Linked DNA regions of Mus musculus: region 1 is linked to region 2. Evidence: chromatin loops called from intact Hi-C (ENCODE). Cell type or tissue: heart. All regions are shown on one strand. Each heading gives the region's core, and the rest is flanking DNA. Links, peaks and the distances in the headings are about the cores only.

Region 1 (5,372 bases), core at 1,514-4,013, 120 kb after region 2:
CTGGCTCAATTTCTGCTGATAGACCTCGAGTTTCCCTAGACAAGTTAATCTGCTTTCAGATCCCAGGATCACTTATTTGGCTCTTCTTGCCTTTTGTTTTCTAGAATTCTTTCCTCAAATGTATGGAGATAGTAAGGATAAAAGGAATTCTCTAATTTCAGTATTGCACTCTCATAGCACTGTGAAAATTAGAAGACTGGATTTTAGAGTATGTTCCTGGTCATCCTTTAAAGCAAGGGTCAGATGGAAATCCCTAAAGTTATGGCAGAGCTAGCTTCGGTAGTGCTCTGAGGAATTCTGGCAAAGCTAGACTCAGCTTTTGGGGATATAGAGATGCCTAGTGGTGTCAAAACTGCTTGCCCAGTCAAAACCCAAAATGGAGAATTCCTCATGGTATAGACAGATCATAGACTTGTTCATGAGACCATAACCCCACTGTATCAGCTAGTGGCTAATCCCTGTGTCCTTCTTTCTCAGGTCTCCAAGTCTACTAAGCAGTACACAGTGTCACAATTAAGAGAGGCACTTTTTAGAGTTCTTTGTGTTCTGACTCTTGGCACTTGTCTTCATTTGAATGGGAATAGCTAATGACAATAGTATGCTAATGGTATACTAGCTCTTTCCTCCTTTAAGGGATCAGGATAGCCCCTATCTGTTCATTAGGGCACTAGAAAAAGGTACTAGGGGCTTAGGTTTTCCAGAAGAAGACATTTTACAATGTAGAGGTGACACTTTGATATACAGTCATATCAAGGAACGTTCGAAGTAAAATACCATCTGGATTTTAAACTTCTATCCTTTCATGACCATCAAGTCTCCTGGGGGCCAAATCAATGCATTGAGTCAATACCATAAAGACAGGCCTTGGTGTTTTGGTTCGTTTTTTATATCACATAACACAAAAGGCTTTTACAGAGCAGTTGCACCTAATACTGGGGCTTCCACGAGAGCCTGCTTCATCTAATTAAAGAATTGTTGCAATTGAGCATCCCAGTTAAGGTACGCAGAATCTGGGGCCTTGATAGCTTCATAGAAAGATTTTGCCATTAATCCAAAATTAGGAACCCAGATTTGGCAAAATACAGTCATCTCCCAAAAGGACTAACACTTCTTTCTGTTTGGTAAAACAGTTCAATTCAGCTCGAACTCCAGATGGGAGTAAGCATCATGTCCCCAGAAACAAAACACATCCTAGATTCTGCATTTTATTGCTGCATTGTCTGGACCCTTTTCCCAGGAGACTTGGTGGTCATGAAAGGATAGAAGCCTGAGGTGTATTTTTCAAAGAAACTACATATGTTGAACCATCAGAGTGGGGCCCATGTCTAAGAACAGTGACAGCCAAAACACTATTAGTTGAAAAGTAAAAATAAAAATAAAACAAAAAATATAATAAATATGTATAATTATATAACATTATAATAAATATTCCAACTATGCCTTAATGGTCTTACATTCCCATGCTGCCACCTGGAAAGAGAAAGAAGTATTGAGAGCTAACCATTCATCCATAAAGCATAAATAAGATATTCTAAAGCTATTAGAGGCAACCAAAGTCCTAAGTACCCAAACTGAAAGGCAGTCCCCTTAGGACATGAGCCAAGGATCATGTAATTTTCCCTGAAAAAAAGGGTGACTTTTTTTCCTTTCCTGTTTTAATGGAACTGGCTCATTCATAGTATGGTAAATGTCTCCTTGTGTGATTCTAGTACAAAATCTGTAGGGAAAGAAAAGGCGAAATGCACCAGGCCACAGGGACGATGAGAATTTAGAGTATAAACCCCACTGTCTAGCTTTTCCTGTGTCTTGGGACAGTAACCACAGGTACTAGGAACAAGGCTTTGGCATACCGCTGCCTGAATATGCCCCTTGGTTACAATAATATCATAGCAAAGACAAGTCAGGTCCCTTTTCATAGTTCAGTTTCTAACTCAGAATGCCCTCTAAGCTCCCCGACAGTGGTTCCTCTCCTCCAGTGTGGGAAGATGATACGCTCCTCGGCACCATTTCTCCTTTATTGGGTCTCATGGATTGTGAGACCCCTCTATCTCATCTCAAAATTTTTTTCAAATTTAGGTCTTATAAATGTATTTGGGTTCAGTAGGCAATTACCTGTGTAAGCTTACAAAACACTTACATGGAAAGGGATATTTTCTGCCTTACTCTGGAGAGTGCAAGGCCAAGGTACAGCTACACTGCTTGTGTCTACTTCCCCAGAACTAGTAAACTATACCAAAGAGATTGTCCCAACTTCTGGCTATGTTACCAACTTGAGACCTTTCCTCAAGACCTTCGCAGTATATCCTCCTTATAGAAAAAGGAATGGTGCATTCTGTCTTAGCTACCCATCTATTGCTATGAAGAGGCAGAATAACTAAGGTTCAGTTGTTGGCCCAGTCAGATCTGAGTCTGAGGTGGAGCCTCAGTAAGTGTTACATTCTAGTATGTAAATTCATCAAACTCACAGCCTCAGAAATTAGGATGAAAATGAAAACAAAACAAAACAAAACAAAACACCCAACTGGCCCTCACCTTAAAGGGAATAAGAGAGAGTTTATGTTGGAGTCAACTATGACAAACCATGGCCTGGGAACACAAACTCTGATTACCTCAAACAATACAGTTTGATATGTTAGCCATTTCGGAAGTTTCTACAGTAATACAAGAAAAAAGTAATAACTAAAGGTACTTTTCAAATTCACTTGGTGGAAACATCAGGTAGGTGGGTACAATCAGGGGAACCTCTGCTACAGGGCTCAGATGTTATCTGTAACAGTTGTAGCCTCTAGGCTGGTGGCAGCTTGTGTATTCCAAAATAACTTTGATGACAGTCACAAGCACATTGGGTCAAGCTCAGAGGTGGATAGTAAGTGGCTATTTAGAGAACTAAAGATAGCTCAAGATAATTTCGCTTTGGGCATGTAACATTCCAGCTCCCTACCAGCATTGAGGTTTTAATCAGTCAATCAGCCTCATAGAATGCTTAATGTAGGTATGGCTTCCCCCACCCCACCTCCCAGAAATGTCTGTTCACAGATTGTAATTCTACCATCACCCTTTCTTGTATACATATGAAGAGTTCCAGCTCCAAACCAATTTGTGTGTCAGGAGACCTGTGTGTCCATACACATGTGTGTACAGGTGTGCCTGTATGTGTGTGTGTGTGTGTGTGTGTGTGTGTGTGTGTGTGTGCAGTTGCATGAGGAGGTCAGAGGTCGATGTCAGGTGTCTTTCTTCTATGGCCCTTTGTTATTTTTTGAGACAGAGTTCCTCAATGAAACTGGAGCTCACTGGTTAGCCAGAGTGACTGGCAAGTAAGATCTGTAGCCTGCTTGTCCCTGTCCCCTCAGTGCTGGGTTTACAGATGCATATCACAGTGTTCAACTTTTTACATGGGTAGGGGACATTCAAATGCAGGTCCTTATGCTTGTGTGGTAAGCATTTAACCTACCAAACCCCCTCCCCAGCCCCACCCTAAGTCAACTTTTAAGCATCATCAAATATCTAATATCTCAATCTTCACTATATCCAAGAGTTCTATGTCTCCTGCTTAGGTCACTAAATAGTTCACAGGTAATCTCGTGTTGCCCTTCACTACCTCACAAAGGTCATTCTTATAAAATGGCACTCAGGTCATTAGAACATAAATTGGAACATGTCAATTTGTATAGACTTAATCTGAAGACAAGTAAAAGAAAATCCAACTTACAATTCTTTTAAAGGCTTATGTTTTTCACATGAGAGCACTTCTAAACATAGACAGTTTAGAATGTAGGGATATACTAAAAATGCTGTTATAGAATCAGTTACTTTTTGTATTTCCAATTTGCTATTAAATATATCCTTTGTTCTCATGGCTATAACATAGCTGCTGTGCTTCCAGGCACCACATCTGTGTTCAAGGTGAAAGTTTAGTAAGAAAAAAAATACAGAAACATCAAGTTGTTTTTCTCTTTCTATTAGGCAATCCACAAAACCTTCAGAAACTTTACTAGAGGTAAACTTTTATCTCATTTGCCAAAAGTGTATCACATGACTATTCTTAGCTGCAAGGGAGTCTTAGAGAGTTAGTATTTCATTAGAAATAAATGAGGAAAGTAGTGTTGGAAAAGGCAGCTCCTGGAGGCTTCTTACATTTTTTTCTCCATGTCTTGTTGAGAATTCGGTTTGATAGTCCAATGAAGTAAAAGGAAAAAAAAAGATATTTTCACTGTCTCTGAAAGATTATCATCATCCCTGTCATCACAGTGGCCCTTGCCCTAGCTCTCTTCTCACTTGGGGATCTTTGCCCATGACTTATCTTTGGTCTAGGAGTAGATTGTATTATTGTTTCCAGTTTTCCAGCCTGTTCCTGTAATGAACTTTCCAGAACTTCTCCAAAAGAGATTGGACGTGTTTTCTGGCTAAGTCCCTTGCGTGTTGGCTGAAGAATGTTAACAGATGGTGACAGGCAGGGCTTGCATGGTCATGGCAAGTTTGTTTTAGCCTTTCTCATTCTGTCATCCATCACGAGAGAGAATGTCTGTGGAGCCATTTAGCTCTACATGGAACCCTTGGAGGAGACTCCAAACCAACCTAGAGCTTAGCATTGGTCTCCATTGATCTGAGATAAGATCACTCAGGCCCAAGCCATGCTATAGCCTGTGAGGGAGAGCAGCACATGATGTTGGCCAGTGAGTATCAATGTAGCAAAGCCTAACAGATCTGAGTTAGTCTCCTTTCCTCTTCCTCTTATTGCTATCCACCAGCCTCTGGGTCTCAAACGGAATAGCACTTCTGTAGGTGCTTCTCAGTCCCCAGTCCTACTTCACTGTCTGTCTGAACTCAGCTGCCTCACTGTGGTCTCTAGACAAAGGCCTGAGAAAATCAACCTGAGAGAAGGATTTATTGCTCCCAAGGTTTTAGATCTATTATTTCTCACGAGTTCTGACGTTCTAGTTTGTGGTCAGCTGGTCCCGTAGAATTGGGACCATGAGATTGGACATCATGGCAGGGAACATCTGTCAGAGCAAAGCAGCTCACTTTAGGGCAGGCAACAAGAAGCAAAAGAGAAGCAGCAGGGGATAGGATACACCCTTCAATGAACTTCTGTTAGACCCCCACCTTCTAAAGCATCCATCACCTCTCTAAGCAGTGAAACTGCACCAATTGTCATTTGTTGAAAGTATCCTTGCTTTTTGTTGTTGTTGTTTTTGTTGTTGTTTGCTTGTTTTTCTGTTTTTGTTTTTTGTTTTGTTTTTTTTTTTTTTTTTTGAGACAGAGTTTCTCTGTATAGCCCTGGCCCCTGGCTGTCCTGGAACTCACTTTTTAGACCAGGCTGGCCTCGAACTCAGAAATCCGCCTGCCTCTGCCTCCCGAGTGCTGGGATTAAA
Region 2 (5,372 bases), core at 1,252-3,751:
TATGTATATGGGTATTTTGCTGTGGGTTATTTATATGGGTATTCAGTGCCCAGAGAGGTCAGGAGAGGGTATTGGATATCTTGGAATTGGAGTTACTGATGGTTGTAGGCCAACATGTGGGTCCTGAAAATCAAACCAGTGCACTTAACTGCTGATCCATCTCTACAGCCTCCAGTTTACTTTTTGAGACAGGGTCTCTCACTGAACCTGGAGCCTGCTGATCATCTAGACAAGCTGGCCAGCTCTAAACTCCACATGTCTCTGCTACTCCATGGCTAGGGTCTCAGGACACACCACACTACACCTGATTTTCTGAAGCTACTGGAGATCCCAACCCAAGTCCTCATGTTTACACAGAAAGCACTTTACCCACAGAGCTATTTCATAAGCCCCAAATCACTGGTTGTTGGATTCCAATCTTAATTACTAGTATTAATTCTCAGGTCCCATTTTTTGCTTTTTATATAATCATGCTGCAGAATGTCTATGAAAGGGTTAACAAGGCCTCAGGGTTCAGAGAAGCTGTCCTGAAGCTGGAGGCAGAGAGTTACTACAGTTGTAAGAGAATGTATGGAGGGACTCAGAAAAGAAGCCTTACTTACAGGTGTGGGTGCAGGTTGTACAATTCAGAGCCAATGGCAGGCCATTTGAGGTTTGGCTTGCTGGCTGAATGTCATGGGCAGGAGAAAGTTCTCTGGAGCTGGAGCCCAGGGACAGAGGCAGGAGTCCTGTACTGCACAGTTTTCTTGGATGAGGCTTGTGCTGAGTGGCAGGGTGACTAATCAGCATGCTTGCTTCCTTTCAGTCTTAGGTGTGCTTTCTTTTATAGTCCCAGGTGAGTTACATCTAGTTTTATTGATAAGCTTGTGAGTCTGGGGTTTCTGATATGATTTGATACATTTTCAGGTGTCAGTATTTATTAGCATCAGCAAGTTGTCAGTTTGTGCCTCTGGGTATGTTGCAGGTGGCCGTTGTTGTTTCCTTGTGTAAAAAAGATGGGGAGTAATTTCTAGTCATGTACACTCAAGCCCAGGAAACTCAGGTCAAGGCTGTTGCCTCATTCATTCAAGGCTAGACAGAACTGGAGAACTGTTACTTCATGTAACAGGACATCACCCAGAGAAGACTCAGCCTGCTCTCCTGAGTCAGTAAGCATCCTTTTCTCCATCATTAGATCCCTTTGGAATGTTAGAAACTGAAAAAAAAAAGTACTCGAAAGGGAATGGCTTGATTCACCAAGGCATTACCATCAAGGCTGACAAGTTCTGGACTCAGGTCCCCACTGAGAAGGACTTGAAGGAGCTCAATAAGAAGTCATGTGGAGCACAAGGTGTTTTGGACTAGTGCCTCTCCTGTGAGGATGGTATGGGTTGATTGTCACTGTCAGAGTCAGAATGCCAAATGGCAACAGTGTTGATAGAGAAGGCATTATGGCCATTGTCATCATGGTGGGAAGCATGGCAACATGAAGGCTAACATGGTGCTGGAGGAGGAGCTGAGAATTCTATATCTTGATCCGAAGGCAGTCAGGAGGAAACTCATCTGCATGCATCTAAGAGGAGGCTATCTTCATCACACAACCCGGAGGAGGCTATCTTCTGCAGGCATCCAGGAGGAGGCTGTCTTCTGCAGGCATCCAGGAGGAGGCTATCTTCTTCAGGCATCCAGGAGGAGGCTGTCTTCTGCAGGTATCCAGGAGGAGGCTGTCTTCTGCAGGCATCCAGGAAAAGGCTGTCTTCTGCAGGCATCCAGGAGGAGGCTGTCTTCTGCAGGCATCCAGGAGGAGGCTATCTTCTGCAGGCATCCAGGAGGAGGCTGTCTTCTGCAGGTATCCAGGAGGAGGCTATCTTCTGCAGGCATCCAGGAGGAGGCTATCTTCTGCAGGCATCCAGGAGGAGGCTGTCTTCTGCAGGTATCCAGGAGGAGGCTATCTTCTGCAGGCATCCAGGAGGAGGCTATCTTCTGCAGGCATCCAGGAGGAGGCTGTCTTCTGCAGGCATCCAGGAAAAGGCTATCTTCTGCAGGCATCCAGGAGGAGGCTGTCTTCTGCAGGCATCCAGGAGGAAGGTCTCTCTTCCACACGGGGAAGAGCTTGAGCATTAGAAGCCCTCAAAGCCCGCCTACACAGTGACACACTTCCTCCAACAAGGCCACACCCACCTCAACACAAGGCCACACCTCTTAACAGTGCCTCTTCCATTGCCTGAGCAGATTCAAACCACTTCACTGATCCTTTAAATTATTCCATCCTTTTTTCTTTGGATGCATACTTTAGATAGCAGGAGCCCTGCATGAAGAGATAAGGGTTTAGCACCTCCTTCCTCGAACCTTAAGGACAGCAGACTGCAGTGCTCTGGGCCGGCTGCCTCTCAGATGATGGGTTTGAAGAACATTGTTTTTGCAGCAGAGGACATACTAAGTTGCTTCTTCATTTCTAGTCATGTCAACAGGAGCTGGAGGAAACTTGACTCCAGTTATGATTTGGTTGTTTCTGATGATATTTGACTAAAGTCAATGGAGTTAGAAATAAACTACCATATCTCCAGTATAGTGGAAATGTTGGAGGGGGCAGTAGATTGATGCTTTCAGCTGGCAAGCAGTCCACTGTTCTGGGGACCTTTAGGGAGTTTGGTTTGCAGCTTTGTGTGTTTTCCTCTGCTCTTAAGAGACATTCTTTTATTTCCTTTTATTTTCTTCAGAAGAGCAAATAGTCTGGGAAGCAGGATATGGGACAAAGTGGGAAGATTCAGTAGAATCCCTTGGGGCAGGGCATAAAACCTGAAATAGGTGTAACCCCTCAATTTCAGAGCCCTAGTGCAGCAAGATTCTCATTTATTCAAAGTCTGGTAGGATTGGATCCAGCTGAGCAGGTCTTGGCAAATCTCTTACCTGGTTGGGACCCCAGAATCCACTGCTTCCAGTGTGTGACTGACCCCATCATTGCTAGAGACATAGAATTCTCCAGAACTCTCTGAAAGATGGTCTACATTGGTGTCCAAACACAGCATGGAAGATGACACAAATATTTTAGGAGCCAAGCACATTGGTCTAAGTTCCCCAGTTCCACATACTACATACATGCGAGGAAGAAAAGTGGCTTAGCAGCATGTTCAGGAACAGAAAACAGGTTTGCTAACCCAGCCTGCTTATGCTGCCAAGCTATAGGCAGAACAGATTTGTGTATGAGCTGGGCAATGTACACACACACACACACACACACACACACACGCACGCACGCACGCACGCACGCACGCACTCACGCACAATGGGAAATGTCATTTGGGAATGTGCTGTTGATGGTTCCAGCCCTTTACCCCTGTAAATGAGTTAGAGGTTGAGGGATCAGTTTGCCCTGTTTAAACCTATTGCCATGAAGAGATTTCTCCTGATGGGATCTAATCCATGCCAGTGGGAATCACCACCCTGCTTATACCTGGCCCACTAGTTCCATGCTTCAACATGGTTCTCATTACATCATGGATTCTTCATAACTCCTAGTAAATGTGATGCACAAGGCAGTTGACTCCCCATTGTGAGATGGGGGTTTGAGAGAGGTAAGGAACACACCTTGTGGTAAATTTCGGTGAACAGGAGTTCCAGGGATGTGCTTTGCTGACTTGACAAGTTCTCTGCCTCCTAAACAGAGCAGCAGATGCTAATGGAGGAGCCTTCCCAATACAGATGGATATGGCTAACCCATGTAGGGGAAATGATCAGGGACCAAATGGTGAGGCCAGGCAGGCCGGGAGAGCTCCATTCCTAATTATGGAGGATGAGACAGCGTCAGCTGGGATGGAAATACTGCAGTTCAGGAATGAGATGGCCTGAAACCATTTTCCATTTCCGTTTTCCCTGAGCCAAGATTCAGTCTCTGGAGAAGTCAGTGGAGGGAGGAAGACTTCCCTCAGTGACTATTCCTTGGAGTAAAAGGAAGGATAAAGGGAGGAAAAAATTAAACTTCTCCAAGAAAAAGAAAAGAGAAAGATAGTGACTTGGACTCCTTTAGTCTTCTCCGAGTGATTTCCTTGGGTTGCTAGAATTCTCCCTGAGCCTTTTCTCCGTGGATTTGTCTAGTGATTGCTTTGCTGTTCTGTTTACTCACTGTAAAATGGTGATAAAAATCCTGCCCAACAATGGGATTGAGAGTAGAAAATCGTATTTACCCCTTACCTCCGTGTTTCTGTTATCTTTATTTATCTGTAGAATAATGTCTTGTGATTTCATTGTTGACTTATCTAGAGATAGTGGGCTTGAGTGCTTTTCAGTGATGTGACACATTTATCTTTTAATGCTCTTGAATGTGCTTTGACAGTGCCAGTTGTCTCAGTTGACAGAAGCAGAAGTTAACAAGCAAACAAATGCCTGAAAGTGGGAGGGACTGCACACCTCTGCGTGTAACTGAGAAGAGCTGTGTGTCTATGTTCTAGGGGCTCAGACCTTCTGCCAGAGATGCCTGAGGAGGCCTTGTGCAGGCAGGATCCTGATCTCCCTGTGACAGGGGAGACACCATTCTCCTAGTAGGAGCTCTTGGAGAGGTAGCAACAGGGAGTTAGAATAGGAGATGCTCCATGTTCCCCATTCTAACCTGGGAGTGACCTACTCATGGAGTGGAACTTTGCTCCACATGCTACAAGCCTTCTCCAAGAAGCTATTCCTTGGGAGAGACCCCACTTCTATATAGGTAGGTCTGTCTGGGTATAGTGATGTAACTTATCATTGGAAGAAGCCCTGGAGCTCAGTTAACAGGTCCACTCAAGCTTTAGCCCATGGGCTGGATTCTATGCAGCAAACTGAGCACCTGCTCCATAGAAGACAGGGCAGCATATTCTCTAAGCAGTTATGACAGGGGAAAAATTTGTCTGCATGCCCATGAATATTGAGTTATTTATCACTAAGTTTCACTGGCCTCATGGCAGAGAGGGTAAATGCCCCTGCCTCTTGTCATTGCTTTGGCTCTTGAGTTGTTAGCAGGGTGAAGAAAGTGGAGGATTGAAATGTGCTTGTGTGCTTAGATTTGTGTCTCCTGCATTCACTATTGCTACATGAATGGAACACTGAGTTGGCCACTGCATCTTTACTCTAGGCACCAGAGTGAGACACTCAGAGTGAAAGTATACTGACTGTGGTGGTTTTAATATGCTTGGCCTAGGAAATGCAACCATTTGGAGATGTGGTCTTGCTGGAGTAGGTGTGTCACTGTGGGTGTGGGCTTTAAGACCTTCCTCCTAGCTGCCTGGAGTCCAGTATTCTGCATGTCTTTGGATGAAGATGTAGAACTCTCACCTCCTCTAGCCTCACATCTGCCTGGATGCTGCTATGCTCCCATCTTGATGATTATGAACTGAACCTCTGACCCTGTAAACCAGCCCCAG

Evidence for each region. A loop is a pair of places that touch in the nucleus more often than their neighbours do. Peaks named below come from ENCODE experiments on the same cell type or tissue, not always from the same donor. Only the 100,000 strongest peaks of a DNase experiment are listed, where the experiment ranks them.
Region 1: it touches region 2 in a loop (2.8-fold over the local background); 5 of 42 quality-filtered maps call a loop at or near these places.

Annotation. Positions count from the first base shown.
Region 1 is chr2:131,681,102-131,686,473 of GRCm38, forward strand. No RefSeq gene overlaps it. Among named protein-coding and RNA genes, the nearest start is that of Gm30986, 57 kb to the right of the region's middle. In heart, for the core only: no CTCF peak of the experiment used is centred there; a DNase peak (open chromatin) is centred at 2,830; H3K27ac peaks cover 1,002 bases.
Region 2 is chr2:131,564,838-131,570,209 of GRCm38, forward strand. No RefSeq gene overlaps it. Among named protein-coding and RNA genes, the nearest start is that of Adra1d, 5.0 kb to the left of the region's middle. In heart, for the core only: no CTCF peak of the experiment used is centred there; no DNase peak of the experiment used is centred there; H3K27me3 peaks cover 605 bases.